Linked DNA regions of Homo sapiens: region 2 is linked to region 1. Evidence: read pairs that join two places in POLR2A ChIA-PET (ENCODE). Cell type or tissue: MCF 10A. All regions are shown on one strand. Each heading gives the region's core, and the rest is flanking DNA. Links, peaks and the distances in the headings are about the cores only.

What was found. Peaks named below come from ENCODE experiments on the same cell type or tissue, not always from the same donor. Only the 100,000 strongest peaks of a DNase experiment are listed, where the experiment ranks them.
Region 2: POLR2A ChIA-PET joins it to region 1 with 5 read pairs; 16 of 35 experiments call an interaction of 5 or more read pairs at or near these places.

What each region holds. Positions count from the first base shown.
Region 1 is chr2:64,105,296-64,108,217 of GRCh38, forward strand. All of the region lies in intron 2 of PELI1 (pellino E3 ubiquitin protein ligase 1), which reads right to left. Among named protein-coding and RNA genes, the nearest start is that of PELI1, 38 kb to the right of the region's middle. In MCF 10A, for the core only: no CTCF peak of the experiment used is centred there; no DNase peak of the experiment used is centred there.
Region 2 is chr2:64,156,799-64,159,720 of GRCh38, forward strand. No RefSeq gene overlaps it. Among named protein-coding and RNA genes, the nearest start is that of PELI1, 14 kb to the left of the region's middle. In MCF 10A, for the core only: no CTCF peak of the experiment used is centred there; a DNase peak (open chromatin) is centred at 1,193.

The DNA of each region.
Region 1 (2,922 bases), core at 312-2,811:
TAGATTTGTTAAGTCTTAGCTACCTGAATGTACAAATGCACTCTCATTATGTTAGCAGAACCTGTCCAACAGACATGTTTGCTAAGTAGTAAACATACTTTTGTTGTTCAGATCTTATGACCATTTCTCCATAACATGTACACATACACACACACACACATATACATCCTAAAGGTAAGCAAGTACTAAACCAATGGAAACAAGTTAAAAACAAAATAAAAATATTTGGGTGTTTACTATGTACCAGGCACTATTGAATGCTATCCCATACACATCACCTCACTAAATCTACCCTTGCAAAAATTCTACTAGATTGAAATCACTGTCCCCATTTTTGTACATTAGGAAACAGACTCAGAAGAATTATATTCTGAAGTGACACTGGCAAAGCCAGAATTTGAATTTAAGTATGTTTGTCATGTGGTTATGTCATTCTTTACTGCTTCATTGAGGCATGAGCAGTAGCTTAATAATAATCTTTCCTCATTCACCGTCCACCTCCCCTGCCCCCGCCCCCTGACAAATCTTGGGTTTGATGATCTACCATATGTAGTTGGTCAATCTAGGGGGAAAGGAAGCAGGGAACAGGGACAGTTTTGAGGCTGGAGGAGGAAGTGATTATAAAATGGCCTGTAATTGTGGCTGGCAAGGAAGAATGTTTTAAAGCTGAGAAGAGAGTTTACTCAATGACTGCCATATATAGAAACTACATTGACCCTTTATAAAAAATAAAATACTTTGTATTGGAGAAAGCCCTTGGTAATGTTGCTAGCCTTGCTGTAAGTCCAAAGTACAGCCCCTTAGCTAATAATTATTTTAGCTATTTTAGGCTTTGTATTGCCCCCAGACCCTCTGTCGATTCCTCACTGCCCCTTCACTACTGTCCTCTGAGTTGCATGACTCATCCCACTTCTGGATCTTGCTCTTTAGTCCCACATTGCGTTCCTGTAGTTCAAAGCTCTTTTCTAAGCAGCAACAGCATGAAACCTTGTCCAGCTTCACTTCTAGAGGGTTGAGAAGAAAAATTATCTGCATTTTAAGACACCAAGTACCAGACACAGAGACAATTACTGTTGCTAATGATTAACTGAGGAACCCATAGGCTAAGACTGGCGGTTTAAAACCCTAAGCTAAATATTAAACTATTCTTCAAATGACTCTCAAATTTCCTGCTAGAAGAATTTAATCTGGAAAAGTTTTTGGTAGTTAAGAGCTGTTTGTCATTGATACCATTAAAATCTATGTGATTTGAAGTTCTAATACTGTAGTTACTATGCTAAATTTATGATCTTTTAAAGCTTTGTTTCTGAGAAAAGAATTTTAAGTCTCAAAGGGCCTTAGATGATCTTATCTGTCATTTTTACAGACAAGGAAACTAAGGCCCAGGATGGTTCAGTGACTTGCCCAAGGTCACACAGCTAGCAGTGCTGAACAAGCACCGGATTCTAGGATTCCTAACATCCAGTCAAGCTCAGTAACTCCATATGATTTCCCCAGTTTCTCTTACTATCTCAACTGAAACAACGCATTCTCACTTTAACAACCTGACTCTCAAACATACCGCAATATCTAGAGTTGCTTTTTAGGCAAAAGGAGGGAAACAGTAGGGGGAAAATAAAATTAGCAATTTTCTTTTTTCTCATTTTTTTCGAGACGGAGTCTTGCTCTGTTGCCCAGGTTGGAGTGCAGTGGCGCTGATCTCAGCTCACTGCAACCTCCTCCTCCTGGGTTCAAGTGATTCTCCTGCCCCAGCCTCCCAAGTAGCTGGGATTACAGACATGCACTATCATGCCCAGCTAATTTTTGTATTTTTAGTGAAGATGGGGTTTCACCATGTTGGCCAGGCTGGTCTCGAACTCCTGAGCTCAGGTGATCTGCCCACCTAGGCCTCCCACCTGTAAGCTGGGATTACAGGTATAAGCTACTGCACCTGGCCTAAAATGAGCAATTTTCTAGTTTCTGAGATCTCTAGTTAGGAAAGGCTAATACTGTGTCTCCATTTTGATAGTTAATGGCAAGTTTAAGTGGAATAAATTGAAATAATTTGGAATAACAGAATCATCTATTCCTCAATCTTCAGATTCTATTTCTGTGAGTTACATGGATGAAATTACGTTAGGAGCTAAGAAGTAGCTAGGTCCTGGGCTTCAGAGGCATTATGCTGTCACCATACACATATACAACTCCTTTAACCCAAATGTACAGCACAAAGCAATAACTACTGTAGAGAGGCAAAAGAATAAATGAAGACTAACCTACATGAAATGACTTAAAGCAGGGAAGGGAAAGGGAATTTTTGGTAAAGTCAGCTGAGGCAAAACATGGGATAGGGAAGACAAATGGAATGACTGTGACAGTGGATAAATAACATTTTTCATTTCATTTCATTTTTTTTTTTTTGAGACAGAGTCTTACTCTGTTGCCCAGGCTGGAGTGCAGTGGCGCGATCTCAGCTCACTGCAACCTCTGCCTCCAGGGTTCAAGCAATTTTCCTGCCTCAATCTCCCAAGTAACTGGGATTACAGGCATGCCTCATCACGCCCGGCTAATTTTTGTGTTTTTAGTAGAGATGGGGTTTCACCATGTTGGCCAGGCTGGTCTCGAATTCCTGGCCTCAGGTAATCTGCCTGTCTTGGCCTCCCAAAGTGCTGGGATTACAGGCGTGAGCCACCATGCCCGGACTTTCCATTTCATCTTTGAGAAACTCTGCCCTTTCTGTGGGTAAGGGTGAGACAAAGCTTATGTCATATTTGAGTGCTTTTAAAAGATGGCATGAATATGAGAAGTAAAAGAGTTTCTTGATTTGGTAACATTACCTGTAGCTTTAAATTCTTTTTGGAAGCAGGTAAGATATAAATTCCAAAAAAAAAAGTACTTTTAGCCTAGATGCCAAAGTTAGCATATATTATTAAACTGTGTGTG
Region 2 (2,922 bases), core at 122-2,621, 51 kb after region 1:
CTAGCATCACAATTACCTTTTCCAACCTCTAACCTCTACTACTATTCTCTTTGACGATGACAACAGAAAATAAGTCACCTGACTTTTGTTCCACTCTCACCCTTAAAATTTCCCTCTAGCTCAGATACCCAACCTAAGATACTTCTTGGAGTCAAGTCATAGAGCTATCCTACCACTATCTTGGGATCCTTGACCACAATACTTACATCTCTATGCTGACAGAATCCAGTCTCCTTCCCAACCTCAAACCATAATTCCTATAAAGCTCTCCTATCATCCCCACTCCTAAGATGTTCTTACATTGAGAACTTATAACAGCATGCCTTAAGCCATAGCCTGGGTCTCAATTCTTTGTTTATTGGATATTTTGCTTGCACTCACCAGTTTTATCTGGATATAAGAATTTCAAAGACTATACGAAGACGGTTTAAAAAGTCCCTTCATATGGAGGGAGAAAAGGTGTTGAAAAGCCCACGAGTATGTATTTTTAAAGAAAACAACTTGGCTAATCAGATTATCATCACTATGATATATACCTACATTTTAGTTTCTCACTGACCAGACTTAATATTTAGGAAATTTGTGAGAAGTGATTTTTTTTCTCTTAGAAGACTAGACATCCAAGAAAGCCCCATCATTCAGAAGTAGTTTTACTGATTGATAAGAATAAAACAGAATTCAGTGAAAAACTTGTTTTGTTCATAAAAGTTGTAGGATTGATATAAAATAAGAAACTAAGCCCTTTCATAAATTCAGGTTCAGCTTGAAGTTTTGTTTATTCAATTTCTAAATTTAATTCTTCTATTACAATCATATATTACCACTTGTGACATTATTTTACTATCTTGAGCAATTTGTTGCTATTTATTTCTCAACCATAACTATTTACCCTCATCTTTTACTCTCCATTTCCAAATTCCTATAGATTATTCAACTGGAGTATCAGCCTGGGCTAGGGGTTGCAGACCATTGTTAGTTGATACTTAATAATAAAATCAGAACATGTCAAATTACTCTGAAGACAGGTCCCCATGTACAGCTTTGAGAGGTAACAAAGGGCCAGATTAGTGACTGTGTGTAATGTTAAGATTTGGGAATGGTGTTTAGCTGGCAGTCATTATTGCATCTCACCTTTCCCCTTGGAAAAGTGTCTGCTATGTTGCAATCACTGAGCAAATGCCAAATGCCTTCTGGGAAAGTCTGATACTGCCAAGAATTCCCTCACCCCCAAGCTGTCTTCCATTGTGTGGGAAAGTTTTAGAATTTCTAGTCTCTAGCATGCTACACCTAAATCCTGGCCAACCAACCCTAACAAATGTGTAATTCAAGCAGTCCCTTAGATTGCTTGGGTAACCAAAAATGTCCAGGGAACAGAAGAGAATGACAGCATAGATACATATGCTTATGTATGACTTTTGACACAACAGAGAGAAAAAATTGCCATTAGAATGCTACTAATGTTGGAATCAATGGTCATATTATGTCTTGATAAATAAGCATAAAAAGGAACCATAGAAACCTTGTTCTATAGGTATAGAGCAGTGAAACTGATACAAAATAAGAAAATAAGCCCTTTTGTAATTTGAGATTCAGTTAAAACATTTGTTTATTCAATTGCTAGATTTCATTGTTCAATTAGAACCATGAATATGTAACGTTTATGAGATAATTTTGCTATCCTAAAAAAGTTGTTGCTATTCACTACTCAACAATAGCTATTTACCCTCATCTTTTACTCTCCATTTCCAAATTCCAACAGATTATTCAGCTAGAGGATTAGACTGGGCTAGTAGTTGAAGATAAATAGGTGATAATTGACACAAGGAAATGGAATACATAATATAAATATTTGATGTTTTAGTAGATTATGAAATGAGTTAGGTGTTAAGATTTATAAATATCACGGCTTTACTGATAACATGGTGAACTATGGACTTGGCTATTGATACGGTTGGCTATCCGTGAATAAAAGGCAAACATTTGTACATGGAAACACAGGCAAACTGGTTGGCTTAGCATAAAACTGCAAATCTATCTTTACAAGTGGAACAGAAAAAAATGGAGTTCAATCATATAGTAAGAAAAAAAGAAAAAGAGCCAGGCATGGTGGCTCACGCCTGTAATCCCAGCACTTTGGGAGGCCAAGGTAGGAGGATTGTTTGAGCCTAGGAGTTCCAGATCAGCCTGGGCAATGTGGTGAGACTCTGCCTCTAAAAAAAAAGAAAAACAATTAACTGGGTGTGGTGGCACATGCCTGTAGTCCTAGCTAGTTGGGAGGCTGAGGTGAGGGGATTGCTGGAGCCTGGGAGGTCAAGGCTACAGTAAGCCATGATCATGCCACTGCACTCCCACTTGGGCAGCAGAGGGAAACTGTCTCAAAACAAAACAGAACAAAAAGGAAAAGAAAGAAAAAAAGGCTATCTCGCAGTTCTATGTGGTAAAAATCCCAATTACCTTGAGATCTTTATCCAGCAATCAAAATAGGACTCACTAACCCAGAAGTCAAAGTAAAACCTCTGAGCTGCTTTAAAAAAAAAAAAAAAGAAAAGGTTTAAAAAGCTATATACTGAAGCTCAGAAACTTGATTAATAGAAAAATTTATTATGTTTTAAACTCATTGAAAGAAACCTGATTATTTCATTCCTCGGGCCATAGAAGATTAGAAACAACAAAAATTTTCCATTCATTACAGATTCTAACATCTATTGTGTGTTAACTATGTGTGAGGGATAATTCCACAAGCAACTGATTTTATCCTCTGAGGTAAGTATTATGACTCCCCTCATTTTACAAATGAGAAAACTGAGGTGGAGAGAGGTTGATTAATTTAGCCAAGATCACACAGTAGAAAGTAGTAGCGTCAGGATTCAAACACAAGTTTTCTACTGGTGTCCACACTTTCAGGTACTACTGGCAAACAGC